Regions from separate parts of the Homo sapiens genome. Here region 2 is linked to region 1. A link is a loop called in an ENCODE intact Hi-C map of the cell type or tissue named here. Cell type or tissue: PC-9. All regions are shown on one strand. Links, peaks and the distances in the headings refer to the core of each region. The heading gives the core; the rest is flanking DNA. Region 1 overlaps SPTBN2 (spectrin beta, non-erythrocytic 2). Region 2 holds the start of C11orf86 (chromosome 11 open reading frame 86).

The links. Peaks named below come from ENCODE experiments on the same cell type or tissue, not always from the same donor. Only the 100,000 strongest peaks of a DNase experiment are listed, where the experiment ranks them.
Region 2: a loop joins it to region 1, with 15 times the contacts of the local background. A loop is called at or near these places in 18 of 110 quality-filtered maps.

Annotation. Positions count from the first base shown.
Region 1 is chr11:66,690,437-66,698,756 of GRCh38, forward strand. SPTBN2 (spectrin beta, non-erythrocytic 2) reads right to left here. Exons shown (of 38, transcript NM_006946.4): 20 at 8,203-8,320; 21 at 5,841-6,104; 22 at 3,703-3,927; 23 at 3,336-3,425; 24 at 2,750-3,010; 25 at 2,534-2,664; 26 at 2,100-2,304; 27 at 848-1,222. Among named protein-coding and RNA genes, the nearest start is that of RBM4B, 17 kb to the left of the region's middle. RefSeq lists an enhancer at 4,381-4,881. In PC-9, for the core only: CTCF peaks have their summits at 4,459 and 4,658; a DNase peak (open chromatin) is centred at 4,485.
Region 2 is chr11:66,972,845-66,981,164 of GRCh38, forward strand. It overlaps C11orf86 (chromosome 11 open reading frame 86), which reads left to right and starts at 2,460. Exons shown (of 2, transcript NM_001353554.2): 1 at 2,460-2,794; 2 at 3,333-4,165. The coding sequence starts at 2,519. The coding sequence ends at 3,407. RefSeq lists an enhancer at 3,141-3,644. In PC-9, for the core only: CTCF peaks have their summits at 3,287 (motif pointing left) and 3,488; DNase peaks (open chromatin) are centred at 1,567 and 2,377; H3K27ac peaks cover 1,247 bases.

The DNA of each region.
Region 1 (8,320 bases), core at 2-8,001:
GCAGGGGCTGGCCACACTCTGCCCTGTTGGGTCTCATCTAGACACCTGGGCTTAACTGGGGGAGGATCTGGAAAAGAGCCATTGGCCAGTTGAACTTTCAGAGGCCTGTCTAGGATGTGATAGACCTTGGAGATTGCTAGAACGTGCTACTTAGCCTGAAAAGGGGATTCAGGCAGGGGCTGATGGGTTCTAGTGGTTGAAGGAAGGATCCATGCTTACTGAGTGTGAGCCTAGAGCTCAAGCCTGGGAAGCACTAACAGGCTGATTTAGCGCAGCATGAAGAGTCTCCTGGCCACTGGGAACCCCTGAAGACATCATGGGCTCTCAAGGGGGCTTGTCATCAAAAGTGTGAATGCAGTGGCTAGATGTCCCCTGCCAGAGATGTTTTCTTTCTTTTTGAGACGGAGTTTCGCTCTTGTTGCCCAGGCTGGAGTGCAGTGGAGGGATCTCAGCTCACTGCAACCTCCGCCTCCTGGGTTCAAGTGATTCTCCTGCCTCAGCCTCCTGAGTAGCTAGGATTACAGGCATGCGCCACCATGCCTGGCTAATTTTGTATTTTTAGTAGAGAAGGGGTTTCTCCATGTTGGTCAGGCTGGTCTCGAACTCCCAATCTCAGATGATCCGCCCTCCTCGGCCTCCCAAAGTGCTGGGATTACAGGCGAGAGCCACCGCGCCTGGCCAAACAGAGATGTTTTCTTGGAGCAATTTCCTCATCTCGAAATGGCCCTCGAAAGAGTGCCGTCCTCCCAGCATTTCTGAGCTCTACCCTAGCTCCTGGGAACTCTCCCCGGCATTTCCCCCATGGCCTCCTCTAAGCCTCCCCCACCTCCTCATGCTTGGGTCAGACCTGGGGGCTGAGGGCCTGAATGTCATGCTCGTAGGCACAGTGTCGGCGCTGCAGGGCCTCGGCAGCGTTGAGGTCGCGGCCAGTCCCGTCCGGAAGCTGCTGCTGCTTGTGCTGCACCCGCGCCAGGGCTTGGCGTGCCCCGTGCAGGAAGCGCTGCAGCTCGTACGCCGCGGCCAGCACCTGACCCCGTGTGTCCAGCAGCTCAAGCAGGTCAGCCCAGGCCTCGTTGAGACTGTCCTTCCACTCGGCCACGGTGGCCCGTGCAGCATGGCCCCCAGCAATGAGCCCATTGGCCAGCGCATTGGCGCTATCTACGCGCTCCTGACCGATGGTGCTTGTGTCCCGGGAGAACTCTCGGAATTTGTCTCGGAGCATCTGGTAGAGGAAGCAGATGGACAGACCATGCCGTGATGTTAGGGGATGTGGTCCCTGCCTGATGGAGCGAGTCCTCCACTCCAAACTCAGAACCCACCTCTCCCCGCTGCATGGGGGCCGGGACAGGTTTCTTCCCTGTGGTTAAGGAGTAGGTGCAGCTGCTTCCCACTGACCCTGTATTTGACAGACTCCCTCCACCCCCAGCAAAGGCGTTTCAAGGTGCTTGGGACCCTTAGGCTTCAGACAAGGATACCCTAACTATGGTCCATATTTCTGTACGACTGAGGGTCCAAGCCCCCAAACTGTCGGGGGGGTGGATCATACTCCGTTTTGTTGAATTCTGTTGAAAAGTGTGAGTGATAATTTCCTGTTTGCCCTTGTCTCAGCTCAGCTTCATGTCCCCTTTCTGTACAATTCTTCAAATTGTGTGTGTGTGTATGTATTTAGAGATGATAGGGTCTTGCTCTGGAGTGCACTAGCGCAATCACTGCAGTGTCGACCTCCCAGGCTCAAGAGATCCTCCCACCTCAGCCTCCTAAGTAGTTGGGCCTACAGGCATGCACGGCTGTGCCTGGCTAATAAAAAAAAATTTTTTTTGTAGAGATGGGGGGTCTCACTATGTTGCCCAGGCTGGTCTTGAACTCCTGGACTCAAGCAATCCTCCCATCTCAGCCTCCCAAGGTGCTAGGATTACAGGTGTGAGCCTATGCCCGGCCTCTTCAAATCATATACCTCAAAACCAGGAGGACAGTGCCTGCTCAGCCTGGTCTTGCCCCTTAGCCCCTCAGTGCTCTGCCTGGGACTAGGTCCTAGTCTCCCTGTGGGTCCTCCACTCTTCCCACGGTTGATCTGAGCTGGGTGCCCTCCCTACACTCACAGTCACATGCTCGTAGTCCTGGCCCAGCTCGTGGGAGGCCGCCACCACCTCGCGCTCCTGGATCCACTGTTCCAGGTCATCCAGCTCGCGGCGGAGCTGGCACAGCCGGAGGTGCTCCTGCAGGCGCTCCCGCCGCTCTCCAGCCAGCTCCTTCAGGCCGGCATACAGCTTGTCCACCTGGGCTTGGCGGATGGATATCCGAGTGCTGCAAGAAGAGTGAGGGAGGCACTGTGGGACTTAGGGGTGTAGCTCTGACCTCCGGTCTGTTCTGTGGAGCCCTGTCCCTCTGAGTCTCCCAACAGCTCGCCCACCCTGTGTTCCAGCTTTCTAGAAGGCTCCGTGCACACAGCACTGAAGGCTCCACATTCCCTGCACCTTCCTGTTCCTGCAGCCGGCTCCACCCCCAGGCTGGGCCGGGCTGCCGCTGCACCCACCTCTCTGGGTGCTCGTGGTCAATCATGTCCTGGCTGCTGGCCGCCAGCTGGTGGATGGTCTGCGCGTAGTCGGCCAGGGCTTGCTCCAGCACCTGGTGCTTCTTCACCTCTGCCTGGGCACTCAGCTCATCCTGGGGGAAGGGACAGTGGCATCCAGCATCAGGTCAGGGGAGGGCAGAACTGGTCACATACACTGGGCTCTGTCCTGGCCCTCACCTTGGCCTTCTCCTGGCCCATCATGTGTAATTCCTGCTCGCCCATCCAGGCCTCCGCCTCGGCGGCATCGCGGTAGAACTGCTGGGCTCGCAGGGCATCCTCCAGTCGCTTCCCTCGAAGTTCCAGCTCGTGGCCCAGGCGTTTCCACATTTCCTGCAGCTCAGCCAGCTCTGGACCTGCTGCTGCTGCACCTAGAGCACGCTGCCGCTCCCTCAGGTCCGCGATCCGGGGCTCATGGCCCTGAATCTCTTTCTGCAGGGTCTGCCCATGGCCACAGAAGAGAAAATGCTGAAAGTCCTGCCCCAGCCCCACGTGCTCCCGGAGACCACCCTTCACCCCTGTGCCTCTCTCCTTCCTGGGTCCTCTGCTCCCTCTCCTAGCCTGGGGGTGCGATGGTAACACCCGTCAGCCGCCCAGCCCCCACTATCTCCTACTGAGAGGACCCACCCTCCCAAGGTGAGGAAAGACAGCCACTGAAGTCCAGGGTTACACTCAGCATCGAGGGGGGCCTGGTCTTAAGAAAAAACACGTCCAAGTCTGGGCAGGCTCCTGGGAACTTCTCTTTTGCCTTCAGCCTCTGCCTCACCTGGTTTTTCTTCATGAGAAGCTGGACGCTGGGCAGGTCCTTGCCATGCTCCATGGAGCTGGCCATGGGCAGCCGCTCTGTCACCCACAACTGGAAGAGGAAGAGGGGGTCAGTGGAGGCCCAGAGGGCAAGGCAAGCAGCAGGGACTGATTAGTGGGAGTGGGGACACCTGGGGCTACCGCCCTGTGTGTGGGGAACAGTCATCTCTGGTTCTGGGAGGCATCTCCAAGTCTCCCTATAGGGGAGATGGTCAATGCCAAAGAGAAGAGGGAATAGAGCCCTGCTGGCATCTCCCTGGCATCCAGGAGGGAGGCTGGAGAACCACATGGCTGGGGGCAGCTTGCCGTCCTTGGCCCCAGTGACTCACAATCTCATCTTCCACATCGCGGTGGAACTGGTGCTGCTCGCGAGAAGCCTGCAGGCGCCGGCAGCGTTCCCGCATGGGCTGGCACAAGGCCCTGAACTTCTCCTCCACGGCCCTCGAGGTTCTCTCCACCTCCCCTGCACCCTGGTCCTCCTGGGCCAGTGCTTTGGCCTGGGCCTGGATTGCCTCCACCTCCTTCTCTCTCACAGCCATCTCCCATTCCAGCATCTGCAAACCGCCAGGAGGAAGGACATGTTAGCTCTGCATTTCCGCCTTCATGCCCAGCAGAGACACCAACCAGTCTCTATCCAGCCCACTGTGGCTGCTCATCACTGCAGCTCACCCAGGGAGAGCATCCCCTCATGGGCTGGATCAGTGGATCTCGAACTTTATATGCACAAGAATCCAAGGGCAGGGGTTGAAAAAATCCCTATTGGGTACTGTGCTCACTACATGGGTGATGGGTTCAATTACACCCCAAACTTCAGCATCACACAATATAACTTATAACAAACCTGCACCCACACCCGCGAATCTAAAAGATTGAAATTAAAAAATCCAGGGTAGTGTGATAACTGTGCCCATTATCAATTCATTGTCTCTCCATCCCCAATCCATCGTGGCCCTGCTTTGAGACACTGGAACTGGCCCCTGGAAACATTCCTCCTTTGCCAGCAGGCACAATCTAGGCCTTGTCAGCAGAGGGCGCTGGAGGGACACCACAATGCCTAGCAGATGTGGGGCATTCCACGGTTCCAAGGTGCTTTTCTTCCTCCTACAGCAAAACTGTCCACAGTGCGCAAGAGATCCGGTGGCTCTTACTCTCTGGCAAGTTTTGCTGCACTCTAGTGGCCACTTCCTGCTGGCCAGCCTTGGCTTGCTGGCTTCAGACATGCTCTGGCCTGTGATACCCCAGCAAATTTCCAGGCCATTCAGTGGGCCTCCGCCCTCTCCAAGGAGGTCTGAGACTCAGCCATCTTGCTCCTTCCTGGGGGACTCCTCAACCCCAGAGGTGTCAGCTGCTCCCTACACTTCCCATTCTGCATTCTTCAGAGCAGGGACCAGCAAGTCCAGCCCACTGCCTAGCCTTATAAAGTTTTTATTGGACCACAGCTGCACCCCTTTTTAAAAAATTTTTTGAGACAAGTCTCGCTCTGCCACCCAGGCTGCAGTGCAGTGGCACGATCACAGCCCACTGCAGCCTCGACTCTCCAGGCTCAAACAATCTTCTCACCTCAGCCTCCTGAGTAGCTGGGACTACAGGCACACACCACCACCACGCCCAGCTAATTTTTGTAGTTTTTGTAGAGATGGGGTTTTGCCATGTTGCCCAGGCTAGTCTCAAAACTCCTGGACTCAAGTGATCCGGCCACCTCGGCCTCCCAAAGTGTTGGGATTACATGTGTGAGCCACCACACCTGGCCATACCCCTTATTTTACATATAATCCGCAGCTGCTTTTCCTTACAAGGGCAGAGTTGAAGGGCTGTGACATAGACCTTACGACCCATGAAGCCCCAAAAATTTACTATCTGGTGCTTTACTGAAAAAAGTTTTCTGACCCCTGCTATAGAGTTCTCTTTACCACCTTTTACTAATTTATACTTCTGTTTTTTTTTTTGAGACAGAGGCTTGCCCAGGCTGGAGTGCGATGGCATGATCACGGCTCACTGCAACCTCTGTCTCCTGGGTTCAAGCTATCCTCCTCCCTCAGCCCTCAGCCTCCCAAGTAGCTGGGATAACAGGCGTGCGCCACCACGCCTGGCTAATTTTTGTATTTTTAGTAGAGACGGGGTTTCACCATGTTGGCCAGGCTGGTCTTGAACTCCTGACCTCAAGCGACCTGCCTGCCTTGGCCTCCCAAAGTGCTGAGATTACAGGCATGAGCCACTGTGCCTGGCCTAATTAATATTTCTTTTTACTGAAGTTCTCATCGTCAAATTATTAGGGGGTCTGTCTCCTAACTCTAACCCTGACTGCGACATATCCCTAGAGATTCTGATACTGGCTGCCCAAAGAAATGACTCTGGGAAATGCTAGTGAAGGTGTTATCTGCCAGGCCTCAGCTGGCCTCCCAAATCTTGAAAGCTGCAGCCCCTTTCTTCTGCTGTTCACCATCCCCATCAAAGGCCCACAGCACACCTGCTGCTTCTTGAGCAGGATGTTGACGCTGGTGAGGTCCTTGCCGTAGTCATCCGAGTGCAGCTGGGCCTGCAGGCTCTCCAGCCAGCTCTCCAGGGCACAGCAGCTCTGGGCAAACAGCTCAGCTCGGTTGGCATCAAAGAGGCTGCGGGCCTTGGCTTGGGTGGTGGTCTCCAGCTCGTCCCAGCGCCTGTGCAGGTCTCTCAGCTTCTCCGACACCAGGGCTTTCAGCTCTGGCTTCTCAAGGGTGAGCTCTCGCCCTTCCTGGAAGGCAGGACAGAAAATGTCAAAGTGCCCAAATTAGCCTGAACTTTAGAGGCTGAGAGCAGACCAGGGGCCTTACGGGCAGTAGAGACCTGAAGTGTGGGCAATAATTCCAAGTCCTTGTGTGTTCTTATCGACACACTCTTCACGGAGGTTTAAAATCCCTTCTAAACTGCTGTTCCCTCACTGCTGATGAACCCCACTCCTCCTTCAAGACCCAGCTCAAACAGCATTTCAACGAGGAAGCCCTTGCACTCTCTTTAGTTTGGGTTCCTTGGTGCCTGTGGTTTCTGGCACCACACTGCACATTGACTTGAGTTATTTGCCATCATTTTGTATTTCTCAACTCATTACTCTTCACTTCAGTGATAGCAAGTTGAGTCCCACCTGGTTTCCCCACTTCCAGCTTTTCTGCTTGAGGATTTCTGTGTCTGGGGTGGTGAGGGAAGTGTGCTCTCTTGAACTGTGTGGAAGGCAAATTGGAAGAGCCACAGAGTTAACAAGCCCAGAAGCAGCCCTCAACCAGTGACAGACAGGGAGCTGATGGATAAACACACAGCATCCTTGTGCCGTGGCTGTGAGAGTGCTGTGTTCTGTGTTCCATCTACACCCCCGCAGAATGCCCCATGAGGGTTGGGCTCCTGATGCCCATGGGGGTAACTGGCATGACTTCTGTCCCTTCTCATGGCTCCACCCCCCTACTGATCATTCCCGGGGACACCTCCCTAGAATCACTGTTTCAGGGTCTGCTTCTAGGGGAACACAAACCCAGACACTGCCTTCAGGCCATTTTGCAGGTGGCTGTGGCTGTCAGGATGGAGAGCATCAAAGGCTAGCACTGCCTGGGTAGCTTCACAACCCTGAGCACAATCAACACTTGGAAGCACACGCATGTGGTGGTCAGGACTTCCCGGGGCTTCTCTCCCACCTCTTCTTCCATGGGGCCCTGCACACATTCTGTGCTGCTGCTGGACTCACTCACCCCCTTGCTCCCAAACAGGCACTGCCTACCACTGGTTTTCTGTTTGGTTTTCTCTACCTGGAAACATCTTTTCCTCCATATCTCCACTTGTCCAAATTCTACTCATCCTCCATGGACTGCCCTGGATGTTGCTGCTTCTAGAATTTCCATATCTCCTCTCTCCTTATTCCCCAGGCTTCAACGGGGCCACTCTCACAGCACTCATCAGATTCTGCTCTGGATTCGATTTAGCTACCTGCATATATGCCTCATATCCTGGCTACAGTGTTGTTCCTTCAGGGTGGAGCCTACCATGGGATCCCTTTCGGACCCCACGCAGGGCCTAATACAATGCTTTGGATATAGTAGCACCAAGTAAATATTTGCTGAACGAATGGAAACACTTGAAAGCACACTGGTCTCCTTTTGTCCCAACCATCATGCCCTTGAGAAAAGGAAAGTGTCTTTTCGTAGACCCTGCAGTGCCTCGCAGACTGTTGAGCACGTACCATGTTCTGTAGGGATACTTGCTGAGCAGATATAAAGCTTTATCTGTCCTTGACTCTTGAGGAACAGCTGGGTGGGAGACCAAGAACCAGGGACGGCAAGACTCGAAAATAAGGATTGGCAGACTACATACAGCCCACGGGGTAATCTGGCCCACTGCCTGTTTTTACAAATAAAGTTTTATTGGGAAACAGCCATGTTCATTCATTCACTTATTCTCTGAGGCTGCTTTTGCACTACAACGACAGAGATGAGTAGTTGTAGTAGAAACTGTTTGGACTGCAAAGCCTCAGATATTGACCATCCAGCCCAAGCCCTTTCCAGACAAGGTTTGCAGAGCCTGCTGAAGAGCACCATCCTGCTTTGAACTCAGGAACAGTTATGGCGTTAAATCCAGGCTGCAGTTTCGCTACCTGCTAATTTGTACTTTATCAAGGTTCTGGACTCACTGTCCCACTCTTTGTCTCCAACAAAGACGTTTGTTTCCCAGAGGCCATAACTTTCCACCATGGAGCTGTGGCACCAGAACCCCACAATCTCTAACCATGACAAAAACCACGTCCTGGAGCCAGGCCCTCCCCCGTACCATGGGGGACTCTGCCCAGAGGCAGCCCCCACAGCACTGCTCACCTTGTCCACCTTGTCCAGCCAGTCTTTGTTGGCAGCCAGCTCGGCCATGAATGCCTGGTGCTTCTGCCACTTAGTATGCAGGTTGCGGGCCTCGTCATAGGACACGTCCTGGGCTGTC
Region 2 (8,320 bases), core at 134-8,133, 280 kb after region 1:
TAGGCTGAGCACAGTGGCTCACGCCTTTATTCCAAACACTTTGGGAGACTGAGGTGGGCAGATCACTTGAGCCCAGGAGTTCAAGGCCAGACTGGGAAATATAGCAAGATCCTGTCTCCACCAAAAATACAAAAAATTAACTGGGCGTGGTGGCAGGCACCTATAGTCCCAGCTACTCAGGAGGCTGAGGCACGAGAATCACTTGAACCCGGGAGGCGGAGGTTGCAGTGAACCAAGATCGCGCCACTGCACTCCAGCCTGGGCGACAGACTGAGACTCTGTCTCAAAAAAAAGTGTACAGCACCTCCCGCCACGCTCTCTCTTTCTCCTGCTCCTATCATGTAAGATGCCTCATCCCCGCTTTGCCTTCCACCACGGTTGGAAGCTTCCTGAGGCCTCCCCAGCAGCAGAAGCTGCTATGCTTCCTGTACAGCCTGCAGAACCATGAGCCAATTAAACTTTTTGTCTTTATAAATTACCCAGTCTCAGGTATTTCTTATTTTTATTATTATTATTTTTTGAGACAGATTCTCTCTCTGTTGCCCAGGCTGGGGTGCAGTGGCGCAATCTTAGCTCACTACAACCTCCGCCTCCTGGGTTCAAGCGATTCTCCTGCCTCAGCCTCCCGAGTAGCTGGGATTACAGTTGCCCACCACTACACCTGGATAATTTTTTGTTTTGTTTTGTTTTGTTTTGAGACGGAGTCTTGCTCTGTTGCCCAGGCTGGAGTGCAGTGGCACGATCTCGGCTCACTGCAACCTCTGCCTCCTGGGTTCAAGCAATTCTCCTGCCTCAGCCTCCCGAGTAGCTGGGATTACAGGCACACGCCACCATGCCTGCCTAATCTTTGTATTTTTTCAGTAGAGACGGGGTTTCACCATGTTGGCCAGGCTGGTCTCAAACTCCTGACCTTGTGATCCACCTGCCTCAGCCTCCCAAAGTGCTGGGATTACAGTTGTGAGCCACTGCAACCTGGCCTAATTTTTGTATTTTTAGTAGAGAAGGGGTTTCACCATATTGGCCAGGCTGGTCTTGAACTTCTGACCTCAAGTGATCTACCCGCCTCAGCCTCCCAAAGTGCTAGGATTACAGGCATGAGCCACTGCTCCCAGCCTCAGGTCTTTCTTTATAGCAGCAGGAGAACGGACAAATACAACCACCAACTCACTTTGTTCGAGGGCTTGCTGTGTGCCAAGCCCTGTGGACCACATTTAATACGCACAACAATTACCCAAGTTATTTGTCCCTCTTACGAATGAAGGAGAAAAATGTGCCCAAGGTCACAAGGCTGCAAGGAATGAAGCTACAGTTTACCCAGAGGCAGTTGGTCCTCAGAGCTTGAGTGCTCAAGGATAGTGCTGTGCTGCTGGGACATTAGGGGCAGCGCTGGGCCTGGAAAAAATCCAGGCCTCCTGACTCCTAGCCTGGAGCCGTCCTGTTTCCTTCTGTTTCTTAAAAAAAAAAAAAAAAAAAAAGAAATTCTCCAGTATTGTATAACACATATACCATAAAGTTTACCATTTCAACCATTGTTGTGCAACCAATCTCTGGAACTCTTCATCTTATGAAATCTGAAAATTTACAGCCATTAAATTCTTCATTCCTCCCTCCCCCAGTGCCTGGCAACGGCCATCCTCCTTGCTGTCTTTGTGAATGTGATTGTTCTAGCTTGGAGCCATACTGATGCTTTTTTGAAAAATATATTTCTTTTTGAGACGCAGTCTTGCTCTGTCACCCAGGTTGGGTGCAGTGGCACAATCTCGGCTCACTGCAACCTCCGCCTTCTGGGTTCAAGTGATTCTCCTGCCTCAGCCTCCTGAGTAGCTGGGATTACAGGCGCCCGCCACCATGCCCAGCTAATTTTTTGTATTTTTAGTAGAGACGGGGTTTTACCATGTTGGCAAGGCTGGTCTGGAACTCCTGATCTCAGGCAATCTGCCTGCCTCGGCCTCTCAAAGTGCTAGGATTACAGGCGTGAGCCACCGGGCCTGGCCCAATTCTTAAAAGGCTGTCTCTGTTTGGTTGTTAAGCCATGGTGCTCAGTGTCAATGGATGCCGGGGCCATAGAGATTCAGAGGAGAACAAACTCTTCAGGGATGAGGTAGTCAGGGAAGCTGCCTAGAGGAGAAGGAGGAGAAGGAGGAGGGGGGAGGGAGAGGGGAGGGGAAGGAAGGGGGAGGGGAGGGGAGAAGGAGGGGGGAGGATGGGGGAGGAGGGAGGGGGGAGAGGAGGGGAGGGGGAGGGGAGGGGGAGGGGGGAAGGATAGGTGAAGGAGGGAGTGGCAATTTCCTCCCCTTGGCCTTCACTCCTTGACCCAGAAGGTGGGGAGGCAGTGGTGAGGTGACTCAGGGATGCTTGGCCCTGTGGCCTGCCCTTTGATTTATGAAAGCCACCTTGGCAGCACCAACCTTTGCCCCCAGTGATCTCTTGTCAGATGGGTGGAGGCACTGGGCCACCTCAGAGGGCCAGTGTCTTGCTGAGGGGCCGGAGCAGTCCTGTGCCTGCAGCCTCCGGAGCCATGGGAACAGGGCTGCGAAGTCAGTCCTTGCGAGAGCCCCGACCCTCCTATGGAAAGCTGCAGGAGCCCTGGGGGAGGCCCCAGGAGGGCCAACTCCGCAGGGCGCTAAGCCTCAGACAGGGGCAAGAGAAGTCCAGGTCCCAGGGCCTCGAGAGAGGCACAGAAGGGCCAGATGCCACTGCCCAGGAGCGGGTGCCGGGGAGCCTGGGGGACACAGAGCAGCTGATCCAAGCCCAGCGAAGAGGCAGCCGGTGGTGGCTGAGGCGGTACCAACAGGTATGGCTGTGGGCTGAAGGATGGAGGGTACCACAGCAGGTGGGCAGGGATTCCAGGGCAGGAAAGGTTCAGAGACAGAGCCAGCCCAGGCTGTGTACCAAGATGACAACCGAGCTGCCTGGAGATGAGGGTGCAGAGAGAGACACCCCAGAGCCACGTTTCAGAGGGCCCTGAAGGCATTTGGGATTTATCCCACAGGCACTGGGGAGCCACTGAAGGTTTTAGAGGAGGAGGGTGATATGGTAAGCGCTGTTTTTAGCTGATTGATAGTATGCTGGATGGGGGAATAGAGCAGGAGGCAAGGAGATCAGCCAGTGCAACTTCCTGGGAAGTACACTGTGTGACCCTCTCACCCCAGAGAAAAAGGGGAGATCTGGACCCCTTTGTGGGGGGCTGCAGGCTCCCTCCTCTAAGAGACAGGGTCTCCAATGAGCAGTGCTTCTCTACCTGGGGTCTACCCCCACCTCGTGGCTATGGGTGGAACAACATCTAAGCCCACCACTCAGCCCATGGGACCTCCCCCACCTCTGTCTTCCAGCAGGTAAGAAGAAGGTGGGAGAGCTTTGTCGCCATCTTCCCCAGCGTGACTCTGAGTCAGCCGGCCTCCCCGTAGCCCACACTGGGCACCATCAGCTAAAGATGCTGGAAGCCATCGTGGCCCCCTTGCTGTGCCTGGACCAGCCCACCGTGTCTGCTGACCTACCTCTTCACAGCTCTCTGGACTTTGGCTGGGTGGCCCTAGGAGGCTTCTGCCACCAGCTCACTGGAGTCGCCACGTGGCTGCCACTCTTAGCTCTGGCCCTTCCACTCCAGCACTAGCTCTCTTTGAAGATCCCAGCAGGGTCAAAAAGAAGGGGGCTCAGCTGTCTGCCCTCTGGGCTTGGGTAGGGGCCTTGGACTATGATTCTATGAAGGTTTAGAAGAAGCCTGCCCGGAATGGGGGCTGTGGACGCTCCTGCCCCACACGACCAGCTGTCAACTTCCAGGACGGAGCTTGATGAAGCCAGACCCATGGCCGAGAGGCTCACGGACGTTGCCTGGTCACTGGGCCATGACCCAACTGCCCTTCTTGTCAGTTGCTGATGGTGGGCCAGGGCGCAGGTCTCCCTCCCAGATGGTGAGCCCTCTGGGGCAAGGACCACAGCTGGGTGGCCCTCCTGGCTGAGCACTCTGTGCTGAAAACCTTTGAACCTCACGGTGTCCTGATGAAGGAAGCAGAGGAAGTCTTCCTCCCTGTGTGACAGAGGGGGAAACTGAGGCCCAGAGTGGGGAAGGGATTTCTTGGTTTTGACATCTCCGACCCCACCCCACCCCATCCAGTGTCCAGCACTGGAGTCGAACACAGTAATAAAGATGCTGAGAAAAAGTCAACGATTTGCCTGGTGACTAACTCGCTGGCTCAGACCCCCACCCCCCCACCCCTGCTGACCCCTGTGAGGCAGGCTAAGCCCAAAGCATCCCAGAATGCTTGGGCAGGGGCACCAGGGCCCGGGGCGGGCTGGATCCCCCACCAGGCTGGGCCTTTCCTGCCACTTCTCTGGACCTTTCTCCCCAGAGGGATTGTGCCCACCCTGTGCTGACCTCAAGGCCAGCTTCAGAGGACCTGGCTCTCAGTGTCCTGCCTCTGTGCCCACCCCACTGAGGTGGGGCTCCTTCTGAGGCTTAGAGAGGCAAGGGCCACACAGAAGGAGAGGGTCTGACCCCAAAAAGCCTGAGCTCTTCGAGAGACACTGGCACTTTTTGCAGGGCCCCTGGGGCTCTCCAGGCTCAAGCAGGCCCAAGGACAAAGGTGAGGGAGCAGCTAAGTATCCTGGTCCAGGATCTGTTCCGGGGGGTGTTGTCCAGTGGACAGAGGGGAGGCTTCCGTTTCCCCAGAGACCAGGCCCCATCAGGGCCATTCAGAAACAAGGGGGGAGCTGGGAAAATTTTCTTCCAGGAAGCCTAGGGTGCCTGGCTGGGAAGCTAGATGGTAGGAGCCCACCAGAAGCCTTGAGCCCGGCCGGTCTTATGCTTCAGATACCCTTCTCAGCTTCTTCTGCAGTAGTACCTGAGGTGCCTCTGGGGAACCCCAGGACTCCAGGGAACAGAATTGAAATTCACAGCTCTGACCCACCTCTCAGTGTCTGGAGGAGGACCTCTCAATGTTCCTCCTCAATGTCTGGAGGAGGAAAATGGCGCCCAGAATGGGGCAGGACTTCTCATCCTCCAGGACGCTGCCCTCCAAGTTTGTCCCAGCCTCTTTATCCTCAGAGAATCTCTAGCCCAACTCCCAGCAGTTCTAATTGTCACACTGACCAGTTAGTCTAGTTATGTGCTTTTTTATTTTCCTTTCTTTCTTTCTTTTTCTTTCTTTCTCTTTCTCTCTCTTTTTTTTTTTTTTTTTTGTCTAGTTATGTGCTTTTTTTTGAGATGGAGTCTTGCTCTGTCACCCAGATTGGAGTGCAGTGGCATGATCTTGGCTCACTGCAACGTCCGCCTCCCGGGTTCAAGCAATTCTCCTGCCTCAGCCTGTATTCTCCTGCTTCATCCAAGTAGCTGGGATTACAGGCGCCTGCCATCACTCCTGGCTAATTTTTCTATTTTTAGTAGAAATGGGGTTTCATCATGTTGGCCAAGCTGGTCTCAAACTCCTGACCTCAGGTGATCCGCCCTCCTTGGCCTCACAAAGTGCTGGGATTACAGACATGACCCACAGTGCCTGGCTTTTTTCTTCCATTACACTGAAAGTTCCACGGAAACCTGGTCTGTTCACTACCAGGACCCCAGTGCCTAGCTCTGGGCCTGGCACATAGTAGGTGTTTAATGAATTATCATTCAGTGAATGAGGGACTGGCCCAAGGTCACCCAGTGAGTTGATGGCTGAACTGAGCCTGAGTCTCATGGGTTTGGGGGGGTCCTGTTCAGACAGAGGAATTCTAGCCTTGTCAGCAACCCCATCAACAGGGACCACATCTCTGGGGTCCTTGGCTGAGGCCTCCCCCAAACATTCACACACTCTGGTAGGTAGGTTGCTTCCAAAGATGTCCATAACCGTCTCTCCCATCACATCTCCCCCATGCATTGTCTTGTCACACCTCTCATCTAGAGTGGAGTCTATGGGGGGCCAAGGTAGGAGGATCTCTGGAGCCCAGGAGTTCCGGGATGCAGTGAGATGTGATTGTGCCACTGTACTACAGTCTGGACTAGACAGCAAGATCCCATCTCTTAAAAAAAAAAAGTGGGATATATTTTCCCTTTCCTTGACTCTAGATGGGCCGTGTGACCTGCTTTGGCCAATAGAATGCATTGGAAATAATGTTCTGGGACTTTGCCACCTAGGCCTCAATAGGCCTTGCAGCTTCTGTTTTCGCTGTCCTCTGTTTCTACCTCTAGAAGCCAGATGCCGTATAAAGAACTCTGGGCCATCCTGCCAGGCACGGTGGCTCACACCTGTAATCCCAGCAGGTGGATCGCCTGAGGTCAGGAGTTTGAGGCTAGCCTGGCCCACATGGTGAAACCCCATCTCTACTAAAAATACAAAAATTAGCCGCACATGGTGGCGCAAGCCTGTAATCCCAGCTACTCGGGAGGCTGAGGCAGGAGAATCACTTGAACCTGGGAGGCGGAGGTGGCAGTGAGCCAAGATCGTGCCATTGCACTCCAGCCTGGCTACAAGAGCAAAACTTCATCTCAAAAAAAAAAAAAAAAAAAAAGATTGAAAAAAAAGAACTCTGGGCCATCCTGATAGGAAGGCCATGTGGAGGTCAAGGGCCACATGGAAGAGAACCAAGGTACCCCAGCCAACAGCCAGAACCAACTGCCTGTCATGTAAGTGAGCCCCCAGCCCAGCTCCTAGCTGACTGCAGCCTGGCTCACCCCAGCTGACACCACATGGAGCAGAAGAACCACCCAACTGAGCCCAGCCAACCCATGGAATTGAGATCTAAGAAACCCTTTTTGCTTTACACCTCTAGGTTTAGGGTGTGTTACATTCCTAGGACTGCCAAAACAAATTATCACAAACTGGGTGGCTTAAAACAACAGAAATTTGTTCTCTAATACTTCTGGAGTTCACAAGTCCAAAATCAAGTTGTTGGCAGTGCTGCACTACTTCTGAAGGTTCTAGGGAAGAATTCTTCCTGCCTCTTCCTAGCTTCCTGTGGTTGCTGGCAATCCTTGGTATTCCTTGGCTTTCGGAAGCATCATTCCAATCTATGCCTCCATCATCACATGGCATTCTCCTTGTGTGTCTGTGACCAAATTTCCCTCTTCTTATTTTTTTTTTTACACAAAGCATCTTTCTCTGTCGCCCAGACTGGAGTGCAGTAGCATGACCATAGCTCAAGTGTAACTTTGAACTACTGGGCTCAAGGGATCCTCACACCTCAGCCTCCTGAGTAGTTAGGACTACGAGCATGTGCCACCATGCCTGGCTGATTTTTCTTTTTTTCTTTTTTTGACACGGAGTCTCCCTCTGCCGCCCAGGCTGGAGTGCAGTGGCATGATCTCGGCTCACTGAAAGCTCCGCCTCCTGGGTTCACACTATTCTCCTGCCTCAGCCTCCCGAGTAGCTGGGACTACAGGTGCCTGCCACCATGCCCGGCTAATTTTTTGTATTTTTAGTAGAGATGGGGTTTCACCGTGTTAGCCAGGATGGTCTCAATCTCCTGACCTCATGATCTGCCCGCCTCGGCCTCCCAAAGTGCTGGGATTACAGGCGTGAGCCACCACGCCTGGCCACCTGGCTAATTTTTTTATTTTAATTTTTATTTTTATATATTTTTTGAGATGGAGTCTCACTCTGTCACCCAGGCTGGAGTACAGTGGTGCCATCTCAGCTCACAGCAACCTCTGCCTCCTGGGTTCAAAGGATTCTCCTGCCTCAGCCTCTTGAGTAGGTGGAATTACAGGCACCCGCCACCATGCTCAGCTAATTTTTTTGTGTATGTGTATTTTTAATAGAGATGGGGTTTTACCATGTTGGCCAGGCTGGTCTCAAACTCTTGACCTCAGGTGATCTACCTGCCTTGGCCTCCCAAAGTGCTGGGATTACAAGCTGAGCCACTGCGCTCAGCATTTTTTTTTTTTTTTTGAGACAAGGTCTCACTTTGTCACGCAGGCTAGAGTGCAGTGGCACGGTCTTGGCTCACTGCAGCCTCAGCCCCCCAGGTTCAAGCAATTCTCTTGCCTCAGCCCCCCAAGTAGCTGGGACTACCACCTGGCTAATTTTTGTATTTTTTGTAGAGGTGGGGTTTTGCCATGTTGCCCAGGCTGGTGTTGAACTTCTGTTCTCAAGCAATCCTCCCATCTTAGCCTCCCAAAGTGCTGGGTTTACAGGCATGAACCACTGCACCTGGCCAAACTTTCTCTCTTTTTTTTTTTTTGAGATGGAGTCTCTCTCTGTTGCCAGGCTGGAGTGTAGTGGTGCGATCTTGGCTCACTACAACCTCCGTCTCCTGGGCTCAAGCGATTCTCCTGTCTCAGCCTCCAGAGTAGCTGGGAATACAGGTGCGCACCACCACACCCAGCTAATTTTTGTATTTTTAG